2 separate regions of the Homo sapiens genome follow, and region 2 is linked to region 1. The links are chromatin loops, found by intact Hi-C in ENCODE. Cell type or tissue: PC-9. All regions are shown on one strand. Links, peaks and the distances in the headings refer to the core of each region. The heading gives the core; the rest is flanking DNA.

Region 1 (6,613 bases), core at 2,810-5,309:
GAAGTCACTGAGCAGAAAATTGAATTTAAGTTTCTCCAAATGATACATATTCCCCATCCTCCCAATGCTTTGTGGAATGATCCACTCCCTCTATAAGGCAGTCATGAAACCAAGGAAACACTTCAAACTGGAGAAAACACAATGTACTGTTTTGTGAATCCAGACTTTTGGAATCAATTCAAATTCTCAATGTATAGGGTTTCTACCCCTCCCCTCCCCCAAATAGTATACAGTAACCTTCAGTCTTCGTGCAACAGAATGTTTAAAACTTGTGTGTGGTTTTCCTGTATTCACTGTTTACAGAGGATGAGAATAAAATTGTATTCTGGCCAAGGAAGCAGAACAGTATCCCTAGTAACTCTGCTCTCTGAGAGCTGTCCCACCCAGCTTCCATCTGATCAAATCCCAAAAGTTTGCACTGCACAATCAAATAAGCAGAAACACCCTTCGTATAGGCAAAAAAGAGACAGGAAACTCCTCAGTGCAATTAGAGGACTTCCAAACATCTCCCCTACACATCTTCCCTTAGCCTGAAATTCTCCCTTTAGAGATGCTGCCAAGATTTTATAATAAAAGATGTGTAAAATTACATTCTGGAAAGAGCCTTTGAGATCTTCTAGGCCAGTCCTCAAATTGTATGGTTGAGTAAAATACCACCTTACATAAGGTCACTGTTTTGCACAAGAATTTAGTTTTTAAACTGCAGCAGCACTTCCCAAAGAGACTGTGTTCAGTAAAATGCTGGTCCTTTCTGACTTTGGGTCAAAATAAACGTCCCATGGTCAAATTAGTTTGGAAAATGCTGTGTGGATTACATCACCTCCCCTCTTCTCCCTTTTGTGGATTCTCAATGAAGATTAGTACACTATTAAAGATTCCAATAAGTTCTACCATCAAGAACCCAATTATTTAGTTTTTTTCCCCAAACTTATTTACCTACTTAAATTTTTTACAATATAATTTTTACTAACATGCAGAGGAATGAGTGCCTCTGTGTAAACCATTTGGAAAGTATGACATTATATCATAGTGTGTTCTCTCCTTCATGAGAAAAAGACCTCAAGAATACTATTTTATACTGATTCACATTAAGTTATTTAGAACCCATCAAGTCTCATTTTCCCCCTGACAAGAAGGGTTAGGCAATGGTAAATAATGTGGATACGTAGAAGGATCTGAGACATGCAAAATATACTTTGACAACAATCTGGCCTTGAGCATGGCCAAATTTTATAAGTGGGACTGTGCCACATCAAAGAGATTAAAGACAAGGACTCAATCAACTGACCGCTTTGCCCCTCCGTTATAGAATTTCATCCTGATTTGATTTTTAGAAATCTTATTTGCACCAGACCACTAATTTCTACTATAAGGTTCCTTTCCCACATTTTTTATGAGCAAAATAGCAGACACACAGTAGGTGCCTAATGATGAGTTGAGATTAAAAATGTCATGTTGCCGAAACAGAACTGATCATGGTCGGCCTTCTTCTTGATGGAAACCAGGATATAACTAGACTCAGGATTTCATTTTACTAATTTTTATTCATCTTAAGCAGTTTATTTTTTCAAAAAACATTTAAGTATTTTCCGTTGTTCAGCTGACTTACAAGTCTAAATAAACTCAGTTTAGATACACTTTATCAGCAAAATTTCGTCTTTTCAATAGAATTATACTTGACCAAAAAAAATTATTCACAGGCGTCAATGCAATAGGGCAGATCAGTAACATGTATACGATGTTCTGAGCTTGCAATCTTGAGAAACAAGAAGGTACACCAACAACCAAGTTTATAATAACACTTTAACGTCTAATCTGCGGATTCAGAAAACCCACATGGACCCAAACAGGGCTTGTAGTGGGAACCATTTCTCTTCACTCTAAGTCACTCCCACCATTAAATGGAGATTGACCTTAGGGAATTGGGAAGGAAACTTTCACTGTTTTTCACTCTTTTCCATTTATCTGGTAGATGTAACCAGAAAAATGTCTTGTCTTAGCATGAGCTACTTAACAAAATACCACAGACTGGGTGGCTAAAACAACAGAAATTTATTTTCTCCTAGTTTTAAAGGCTGGAAAGTCCAAGATCAAGATTATAGCAGGGTGTAGTGTCTGCTGAGAGCTCTTTTCCTAGCTTGCAGACAGCTGCCTTCTCCCTGTGTCCTCACATGGTGGAGAGAAAGCAAATGAGTTCTGTAGTGTCTCTTCTAATAAATGCACTAATCCTATCAGCTCAGGGTTCCACCCTTATAACCTTACTTAACCGCAATTACTTTTTCACTCTGAATACAGTCACATTGGGAGTTAGGGCTTCATTGTCTACATTTGGGTGGAAGGGAACACAATTTCCTCCACAGCAGCCCTGTAGATACAAAGCACAAGTCAGCAGAAGCTTCTTCTCTTTTTGTCTCTCCTTCCATCATCCACCCCCTTTCTGTACGACCCTTCATATTATACAGGATAGGAAAAACAGTCAATGTTCAAGAAATAATTTTCAAAATAATTTAAAACAGATTGGAATAGATAAAAAATATCTCATTCCCTCAGCTGCCCCTGAAATCACCATATTCAAAGAGACATCAAGTTCAGTAGTATCTGAATTTTCATCTACTACATTGAATAATGACTGATGGTTCAAGAACCATTGCCAGAGCTGTCAAGACAGCACATGTGGCAGCTCACAGATCCTGAGTCCCTTTGTTTTCATTGCCATGTGACAAGGCCATGGATAACCTGTTTCACCGCATTTCAACATAACGGAACTTCCTAACTGGAGATCCCTGGGGCCCTGTCAAGAACAATCAGCTACATAAATTAGAGACCACTGTGCTGATCTTTTTTTTTTAAACCAGTGACTTGAAGACAACAAAGGGACATTTCAATCATAGTTTGAACAATGGCAATATTAAGTGCATAGTGTCACGAGAAGAACACTTTGAGAAGTGAATACATTTATGTGAATGTATAATAAAGTCAAGTTTGTGTTTTGAAAAGCTAGTCTCTTAATCTCTCTTGCTTTGGACAGCAGTGTTACCACCTTTCTTAATTTCAGATCATCAATAAAAGGTTCTGAGCATGACTAGGCTTGAATAGGCACTGGTTGGCCATATTTTGCTTTTCTTACTTTTCTTCATTTCCCACCTAGGGAACTACAGGGAAAGTGTGGGTACCCATGGCAGAGCTGGTTGAAGGCTTAACAGGGTCAACAAATGTGGCACGTGCAGAGTGTACAATACTAAACCTGTGCCATTTTCAGAGACTATATTTTGACTATAATGCTTTGATCGCCTAATGTTTCTATAAAGTATGCAGTTTCTCTTTTGGTATGAACTTCCTCACCCAAGAAGAATAAGGTTTGTTAACTCTAGCTGAAAATGCCAGTCCTCCATGGTTTGATTGATAAGGCTAAGGCCCAATATACCTGCATCTTCCCAAACCCTAGCATAGGGGCAAACCACAAAAGACCGTCAATGATATACATTTGATAGTGAAGATGTATATGTTGCAATGAAGAAATGAGTGAATGAGCTATCATGGGGGCTGTCTGACATGTCAGCTCAATATTCAGAACCGACCTATTCCAAAGTCTAAGAACAACAATCAATATAATTTCTATTAAGAAATTTAGAGCAAAGAGAATGAACTGAATAACACAAGCGTGTCTCTAATGACACGTCTATGGGCAATTCTAGTCTAGTGAGGAAGGGGATGCAGTTAGAATCCAACTGTCCCACCATCGTCACAAGCTTTTGTTTTTGTTTTGCTTATTTTTCTTTCGGAAACTATATTGGGAAGTTCCTTAATTAGAAGCTCCCTGATTTCCTACCATAGAATCTAGGAGAGCATTTTTTTACAAGTTTCTTTTCTTTAAAAAGAAAAAGACATTTGTCATCAAATAGAACATGTCATCACCACTAGTGAGCCCTATGCTTATGCTACCACACTGATTGCATCATGAACTGAGGTACTTCAGTAAGCATTTCTGGGGCCAATCAAGTGAGGGAGAGAAGCTCTCCCATGGCATTCTTAGCCTGCATTGGATATAAAGAAGAAAGCTCAAGAAACTGTAGTTTCCCTCTGTGGCCCTTTTGTGGGCCCAAAGCAGCTATTAAGGATCCTTGGTGTTCCTGGATTATGTGCTAAACAAACCAATGTTTGAACCACAGAAGGGCCAGGCTGAGGCTGGTCTGGTCTGCAGGGGCCTCCTTTGTTTGGGGGTTGGAATCATTCCTTGGTTCCTTTTCACTACTCCTCCCCACCCGCAGCTCCTTCCCCTCTCCCAATTCATTCTTTAAGAATTTATCCTGCTGCTTCTTTAACTCAGCATGTGTCTGGGCAGATGTCCAAGAACGCTCCCTTCAACAACGACAACAACAGGAACAGGAAAAAAAAAATCCTCCACTTCAATTCAGTCCTCCCTGCTCTTGCTAGCTCTCCCGTCTCTCTCCTGGCTTTTAGCAGCTCATGATTGATAATGCCCCCAACTCTCTCACCCTGGGACTCCACATGCCTTTCTGCTGAACAACACCTTCTCTGTGAGGCAACCTGGGAGCCCAGCCACTGGGCCCTGGAACCCCCTTGGGGTCTTTTGAGAGAGAAAAAAAGAAAGGCCAAAAAGGGGCCCTAGATGGGGGCAGACCCAACAGGTACAAAGCCACCAAAGAGCTGAATGCAATGAGCTTTTGTGCGAGGGCCAGGGACTGACGGAGGTGGAGAGAGGCAGGAGAGGCGAAAAAGGGGTGAAAGGGCAAGAGGGTCTTTCCATACCTCTTTGCCACCCATTTCTTTGCCCCAATGAATGAGAAAGGCAACCACAGTGAACCTCCAAAGGACCAAGTATATTTTGAACCAATGAAAATCATTACACTAGAACTTTCCTTTGAACTCTATTGGCCTCTGTTGACCTTCCTTGAGAGACGACATGACATTTTCAATCACATTTAGTTACAAAAAGATTCATCTAATATTTATTGAGAACCTACTAAATTCCAGGTATTATGCAAGTCGTTTGCTTATGCATTTAACTCTTGAAACATCAAGGTACTAGTCACTCTTTATTAGCAGATGAGAAAATCGAGGTGTAGAGAGATTAGTTCCCTTATCCTGTATCACACAGTTAGTAGGTGACAGTGTTGGGAACTGAACTCAGGTCTTGTAATACCAAGGACCATACTTATTCCGCACTACTCTGCTGCTACAGTAAACTTTGAGAAATAAAAGAAAGACTGAATGAAGAGCTCCCGGCAAAGACAAGGACATTATTATTATTCTAGTATTTTTATTTGTACTATCCATTAATTCTGCATCAAGAAATCTGCATCATCCATAAAACTACTTTTCTCCTTTCTCATCAAAACTATCTTGGAATACAAAGGTCAGGTGAAGATTGTCCCAATGTTGATAAACCACATTATCTAATTTTACTTTATAAATGTTTTCTTGGATATCCAATTTAACATTATATCCTTTACATTTCAAGAGGGGCAGTTTGAAAGCCTTTGTCTTTTTTAAAACTGCTCTTAAAAAATATTATCTACTATATAAGAGACAATTCTTTTTTAAAGATACTTTTAGAAAAATTGTGTGCCTTTTTCACTGGATGAAAAAATATTCTGATAGATAAACCTGTGCTCTCGGTTAAACAAAAACTGTCATATAAGATGGATCCCTTCTCTTTCTGGCTTCCAGCAAACACAGCCCACATCAGTCCTCCATGTAAAAGATCAGAGCCTTGAAGGAGCCAGGTAGCTCCCAGTCCTTTTAGATAATCTCTGCTTTGCTTTCCCCCTAATTGCTGAATTTTTATTACACTTGTAAACCTCTGAAATTCCCTTGGAAACAGGCAAGACATAACTCTAAGATCTATCCCAGTCTAACTCCAAGTCTAGCACCATAACTTGAAACATTAACCTTAATGCCCCCAGGTGGGGATAGAGCAGAATAAGATACAGCAAGTTCCTAAGCAGAAGTGAAAAAAGTAACTCTATATGTTTAGGTGAATAATGTGCAGGAGAATCTGCACTCCACTCTACCGGGAGCAGAGGTGGGAAGCAGCTACTCCAAGTAAGAGCAGGAGAGGAGCAGTCGCCATGGCTGCAGCAAGACCAAGACTTTGCTCCTTTATCTTCCTGCTTCAGGATTTCCCTCCCTTACCTACTTGCTACGATGACCCACTCCCTTTCTTCATCTGCTTCCCTAGGCAATCACCACTTCCTTCCCTTCCTATTGCTCTCTTTCTTCTGCCCTCCATTTTCCTTCTCTTCCCATCCCCTTCTTTTTTTCAATTGCATTAAAAGGGCAATTCCCTGGGGAAAAGAAAAAGAGGAGACAGCCAAAAGGTTGTAACTTGTCATTTAGAAAATTATTCTGCTAATGTTGAATATTAATGGGTCTTTTAAAATGAAAGATACACACCTCTGGCAGTGTTATGTTACACCGTCAGAAATATAGAGGCGCAATCAGGAAATCCATCAGCAAATACCTTTGGAGCATTTACTTTATGCAAGAACTGGGTTAGTGAGGTGATATTGTTAAAATTATGAATAAATTTTAATGTGGACCCTTACCACAGAGAGAATAGAATCGAGTGAGATATACACATATGCCACAT
Region 2 (6,613 bases), core at 2,976-5,475, 65 kb after region 1:
AACTGAACAGTAAGCCTCCTTTACCAACTTTCCCTAGGCAAAGAGCTTATCTTGTTCTTGGAAGCAATTCCACACACACACACCCCAGAATGGGAAGTACCTTTCAGATAGAAGTGAGTTTAAAAAGCTTAGAGATTGCAACTCTCAAGATCCAAGCACTGGCAGAGGAACTAGGTGAGGAAGCCTGTGGATTTAGTCCTACTACAGGCTGGCTAATAAACACCACTTCCTTAAGTATAACTCTAATTACTATTATAATCATTTACTCTGTTCCTTTTGAGGGGCAGCATACTGCAAAGCCCCTTTTCTTTTCTTATGCTGGAACTTGAGTTCTTGTCATAGGTAGTAGGAAGAGGGAGATGCTTCATGGGTGCTTGTTTGTTTTTAATTCTTCCTTTTACTTTCACTCTGGATGTGTGTTGCTCTCCCTCTCCTGCTGAGAAATAGGGAAAGGCATAGTAGAGTGTAACCGGAGTAGAGCTCAGTCATTCCTCACAGCTATTACTGCTTAATAAAGAATAGCACTTCTGCAAGGGATGAGGTTACTGTCATTGGGGCATGATTAATAATGATTAATTTGATCTGTGCCAACATAAACTGGATCCGCCATTCACTAAATAATTATTCCGTAGCCTGGATACCATTTCCACAGGGCTCAGAGAAGTTGCTGGCCATTTATCACATTAAAACAAAACAAAAAACCTACATAAACAAGAGAAGATAAAATTAGAAACCATCACCAAAATAAAACCAAATGCCTTCATATCCACCCACAAAATGCCTGCTTAAAGCTGGAAACAACAATAACAACAAAACCCTCGTGTCGCTATCTTGTTCCAAAGAGAGAGAAACAAAACCAATGGGAAAACTTCTTTCCTTCTGCAAGGAAAGAAGAGGAACCAAATCTGCTTTTTTTTTTTCCTACAGAGGGAAAGGTACATCTACCTACTCAATTGATCTTCACTTCTATCTTATAGGCAAGATATCAGCACCCATTCAACACACAAGGAAAGTGTGGTTTGTGAGCTCTAGGTGAATTTCGTAACACGGAGCTTGTTTGCGGCAAAACCTGGTCTCAACCCAAGGCTTCCAACTTAAGGGCTTTCCTTTGCTGTGGCCTTTAACAAAGTTCATCCTGGGCTAGATCCTAACCCTGACTGTCTCTTCTGAGTTCTATTTTTAGAGGGGATTACTTCACAAATCATTTTACAAATATTTGTTGAACATGCACTCTGTGCCAGGCACTATGTTCTAGGCACAAGGACACAATGTGAGCAGAGCAAAGTCCCTGCCCTCAAAAAGCTTCCACTCTAGCACAGCATGGCAGGTAATAAACAAATAAGCAAGTAAAATATGTAGTATGCATTTACAGATAAATGCTAAAAATAAGGCAGGTTAAGAACAGAGATGGCCGGGCGCGGTGGCTCACACCTGTAATCCCAGCACTTTGGGAGGCCAAGGCAGTCAGATCACAAGGTCAGGGAGCGAGGCCATCCTCACTAACATGGTGAAACCCCGTCTCTACTAAAAATACAAAAAATTAGCCAGGCATGGTGGCAGGTGCCTGTAAGTCCCAGCTAATCAGGAGGCTGAGGCAGGAGAATTGCTTGAACCCAGGAGGCGGAGCTTGCAATGAGCCGAGATCGCACCACTGCACTCCAGCCTGGGTGACAGAGCAAGGCTCTGCCAAGAAGAAGAAGAAGAAAGAAGAAGAACGAAGAAAGAAGAAGAAAGAAGGAAGAAGAAGAAGAAGGAGGACAGCCAACAACAACAACAACAGAGGTAGTTAGAAGGGGAGAGATCTGTGAGTTTTTACAGGATAGTCAGGAGAAACATCATGGATAACGAATGGATACATAAGCAGAGGAATCAGGGGCAAGTACTGCAGGTGTCTGGGGGAGAATCTTACAGGCAGAAGAAATGGCAAAAGCCAAGTGCTTGAGACAGATTTTGGTTTAGAGTATTCAGTAAGGTGGAACACAGTGAAACAAGGCCAACAGCTAACGGACCAGGTCATGCAGGACTCCGCAGGCCATTGCCAAGAGTTCACTTTTGCACAAAATGAAATGGGGAGCCATGGGAGGGTTTGGAGCACAGGAGCATCCTAATTTGACTGATGGTTTAAATGATTACTCTAGCTACTATGTGGAAAACACAACGGATATTAGTTTGGAGTCCAGCTGTTAGGTCCAGGGTATAGATAAACATTTGGTGTTCTATGTGTGTAAATGATATTTAATGCCATGAGAAAGGACAGAGAAGAGAAGAGGGTGGAGAACTGAGCCCTGAGGCACTCCAATGTTTAGAGGTCAGGGAGATAAAGAGGGACCAGCAAAGGATTCAGAAAAGGAACAACCAGTGAGCTATGGAGAGAATAAAGAGCGGTGTCCCAGAAGCCAAGGGAAACATATTTTAAAAAGGAGGAAAGGATTAATATGTCAAATGAGACTGTGAGGTCAGTCAGTAATTAATGTTATCAGAAGCGTAGGGATATCTCTCCAAAGATTATTTAAATTTTGGCTTTCAGCATAATTAGAAGAGTACCGGAGAAAGCGTTTCATAGCTTTAAATGACCATTGCCATTTACTATCTCTCTTGAGTTTCCAAAATGTTCACAGTGGGAGTTTAGAGAGTCAATACAGTAAACATCAACTGCAAACAACGCAGCTCCATGCTGTGGCTGGTGGTGCTTCCTTTCACCAGACACGCAAACACCTTGATGTCAATTGCCTCTCTGTTTCTCACCACATGCCAGGAAGCCTAGAGGGAGTGATCAGTTTACCTTTTCTTATTGTAGAGGTGAAGACACCGGGACACGAATTTGAATTATTTCCTTCGATTCTATGCCACATTGGTTTGTACCATTAACATATCCCCTCTGCCCATCAAAGTTTGACTTCCATGACCTTGCATTTAACGTCTTCTATGACCTACTATTTCATAACTTCAACTATTTACTCCAGCCTCTGTAGTTACTCATTGTTCCCTCAACACCTGGAATGATGTTTTACTTATGGACTGGCATGCTTCCCTCCCTATCTCTATTTAATTTTTAGGCCCAGTTAAATTCATCAGTGAAGACTTCTGTAAATGAGGTCTCTTCAAAGTCTAGAATAATTTCTGTCTTGTCTTTGTGCTGCTCATATAGCACTTATTATATACATATTAGTGTTTGCCTCCTGCTAATGATATCTTTTGGATGACAGGCACTAAATCTTTACCAAGTCTTTATTCTATGTAATACTTGACACCATGCCTTACACCAAATAAATACTCTGTTACTATTTAGAGAATGAATGAATAACTCATAAAAAGAATGATCTAACTTAAGAGCTAAAAGCAAGTCAATAGTTGAGTTCAGTTCAGGACCTTTAAATTCTGACACTTAGATTCACTTTAGAAATGGCTGTTCCTTTTTCTGCCAATGCTAATCATTGATGGTGACGGAACTGTTAAATATACTTTGAAGGACTTGGCTTTTTCACCCCAGACATGGGCTTGCATTGCCTTTCCTTCCCTGGGTACCACTCCCACATTCCCAGCCTCAATGGGAAACTCTTGACCCATATCTGTTTGAAAAATAATTACATCTTCCCTTTCTGCTTCACAATATACCCTGTCAACCATTGAGATAATACTATATAGTAAACAAGAGACAAGTCAATGGTTATCTGCTCTAAGCACTGCGTGCTTAGAACTATGCTAGCACCACTCCCACCTCTACCTCCATACCTGGGACACAGAAAAGAATGGACAAATACCTCTAGCTTTACATGTACTTGAAGATCTGAACAAAATGTAAACCTGTATGTGCAACTTGCTTAATGGGTTGTACAGTCCAGATAACAATATCTTAAGAACTCAGGGCCTAGGGTAATACCAAGAACAGGCTGCTGTCAAGGAAGAGCTCCTGAAGAGGTGTGTTCTGGGCTGGGCCTAAAGAACTGGAAGAATTTGCTAGAGTGATAACTCCAGGGAGAGCACTCCAGAACTGGGAAAAGAAGTCAGGAAAGCCTGAAGCAGGAAAAAGAAAAAAAAAAAAGTGTTTAGAAGCTTGGTAGAACTGTCAATTGGCCAAAGGGAGAGGTAAACCTTGAAAGACCAGTCTGGCCAGCTGGCCCAGTTCATTACATAACGGTCCTAATATAGCACCCTCTGTGCATTTAGATGGCCAGGGTCAGCCAGGGTACAACAATGGGGCCAGGTCATGCACAAAGACCTACCACGAGTCACAAGTCATGGAAGGACCACTGGAGCAGGAGTCAGAAGGCCTGAGTCCAGGCCCTGGCTCGGACATCAAAAAACCTATAAACAAGGCAACTGATTTCTCCTTGCCTTGATTTTCTCCCCTTAGCAGGAAAAAGGAAAGAAAAACAATTGTTCTGCCTAATTCCTTTGGTTATCACGAGGCTCATATACAACAATGATTACCAAAGGTCCATTCAAAAGCAATATGTGTATGGCATAAATCTCTAACAAAAATATAGTAGGTTGTCTTAAGAAATACACTGACATAACAACATAGATCCAATAAGAGCACTGTAATCTATGGCTGCCCTTACTCAAGAGGACATTCTCTTGATAAGGAACTGTAGTCAATTCTTCAGGATTAGTAGGGTGCTGTAAAGAATGTTAGGATCAACATGGACTGATCTAGCTGTGCTATGATCTATCATGTATGACCCTGGGCAAGCTTTGTAAGCTTGCTAACCCTCAGTTTTTATTTAGTTTTATTTATCAGTAAAATTAAAATGTGGGAGAGGGGACCAGTAAAGGTTGGCCAATGGGTACAAAGTTATAGTCAGATAGAAAGAATAAGTTGTGGTATTCTATTACACTGTAGGGTGATTATAGCAAATAACAATGAAGTGTATAGTTCAAGATAGCTAGAAAAGAAAATTTTGAATGCTGTCACCAGAAATGATAAATGTTTAATGTAATGTATATGGTAATTACCTCAATTTGATCATTACACTACATATATATCCATTGAAAACCCACATTATACCCTAGAAATACGTAAAATTATTATGTCAATTATAAATTTTTTAAAAATAAATAAAACATGCTTTAAAAATAAATAAAGTAGCACGGCTGATTTTGTGGTGAGAATTAAAGATGACCTCAATGTAAAAGTTCTAAGTCAATCTCTGGTACACAGTAGATACAAATGTTGTAACCATTTTTATAATCATTTCAATATGAAAGACATTATGGGCAACAGATACTATGTCACATTAATCAGCCATATGCAAAGGATTGAAATGTCTTTGATATCATAAACATAACTTAAATCTTATTTAAGATTCCTTCCTTCTTTTTGTATGTCCTTTATTTCTCAAACTGAAGATGGCATGGTGGAAATCACCATTCGATGCTATTTAAATATATTTTACTGCGAGTTAAAAAACAGTATATACACCTCCCTCTATTTCCATACCCATCTTATAAAAAAATCAAATTCTAGGTCTAGTGATTGCAAAATAACTGAAAAATGTATTGTTATCGCACACTACACTTGAAATTTGAATTTGATTTTGTGCTTCTGTCATGTTTGGATTGGCAGGGGCTAGAGAGAAGAGAGAAGGAAAAGGAAAGAGGAGGTGTGTCAGCCAGAATGGTTCTGAATAAGCATTTAAACTTAAAGGTAATAAAATGCACTGGGCTTCAGTCAAAGCCTCACTCCTTCCTTTGATGACAGAAATAAGGTCAGTTGACCAAGATTTCAGATTTGGCTTTTGCTGGCCACTGCTGCATTGAGATCTTGGGTAACCAAGGCAGAACTGGGCTTCTAAACAGGTCCTGGCTGATAATTTATAGGTTAAGCTGAGCATCTTCAAGTACAGACACATTTCAGGCCTCTGCAGTGCACCCACGTAAACCAGCTTCCTCCCTTCCCCATCCAGAGAGAGATGTCTGAGACCTGATGAGAGGAGGCCTCTATCTCAACAAGGAAGTAGTGAGAAGTTAAAGGTGAAAATATTCTATATGGCCACCTTTAAAATAAGGTCTGTTTCAGCAACAGTGTTTACCAAGCTAAGCAAAGGTCTGATAGGAAATGGAACCACCAGTCAGGGACATGTATTACCCTAGTACTGTTACAGCTATTGTAACAAGAGCCTCCACCACCACAACTCCTGACAATGCTCAGCTGAGAAGGAGCCCAGGTTCTCCACAAGCATGCAGGCCAGAAGTTCCCAACCTGGCCACACATACAAATCACCTGGGGAGCTTGAAAGAAATACCTAAAAATCACCTCTTGATTTTCTGGTTTAATTGGTACAGGATAGGATGCAGACGTCAGTTTTTTGGAGTTTTTTGGTTGCTGCTTTTAAAATTTCCTAGTGATTCCAACATGCAGCCAGAATTGAGAACTAAAATCTAGTTTAAAGCCATTGCATACAGCACAGGAATGTGAGGCTCAAAGATTTGCCATGAGTGACTTGCCTAACATCATAAAATGTGCTAGATTAGTTCTTCAATCAAATTGCCTTTCTCTCATTGTCCAATATCTTTGCAATATTTCAGGGAAATCTTTTTATTTTAGACTGAATTATAAAGCTTCTCTCCCCAGCTCACCCCACACACACTGTTTGGGGAACTGAAACTCTGT

What was found. Peaks named below come from ENCODE experiments on the same cell type or tissue, not always from the same donor. Only the 100,000 strongest peaks of a DNase experiment are listed, where the experiment ranks them.
Region 2: a loop joins it to region 1, with 1.8 times the contacts of the local background. A loop is called at or near these places in 3 of 110 quality-filtered maps.

What each region holds. Positions count from the first base shown.
Region 1 is chr18:44,824,408-44,831,020 of GRCh38, reverse strand. All of the region lies in intron 2 of SETBP1 (SET binding protein 1), which reads right to left. Among named protein-coding and RNA genes, the nearest start is that of MIR4319, 140 kb to the left of the region's middle. RefSeq lists an enhancer at 3,097-5,501. In PC-9, for the core only: no CTCF peak of the experiment used is centred there; a DNase peak (open chromatin) is centred at 4,340; H3K27ac peaks cover 1,174 bases.
Region 2 is chr18:44,759,568-44,766,180 of GRCh38, reverse strand. All of the region lies in intron 2 of SETBP1 (SET binding protein 1), which reads right to left. Among named protein-coding and RNA genes, the nearest start is that of SETBP1, 82 kb to the right of the region's middle. RefSeq lists an enhancer at 6,525-6,613. In PC-9, for the core only: no CTCF peak of the experiment used is centred there; a DNase peak (open chromatin) is centred at 4,150; H3K4me3 peaks cover 329 bases; H3K27ac peaks cover 1,414 bases.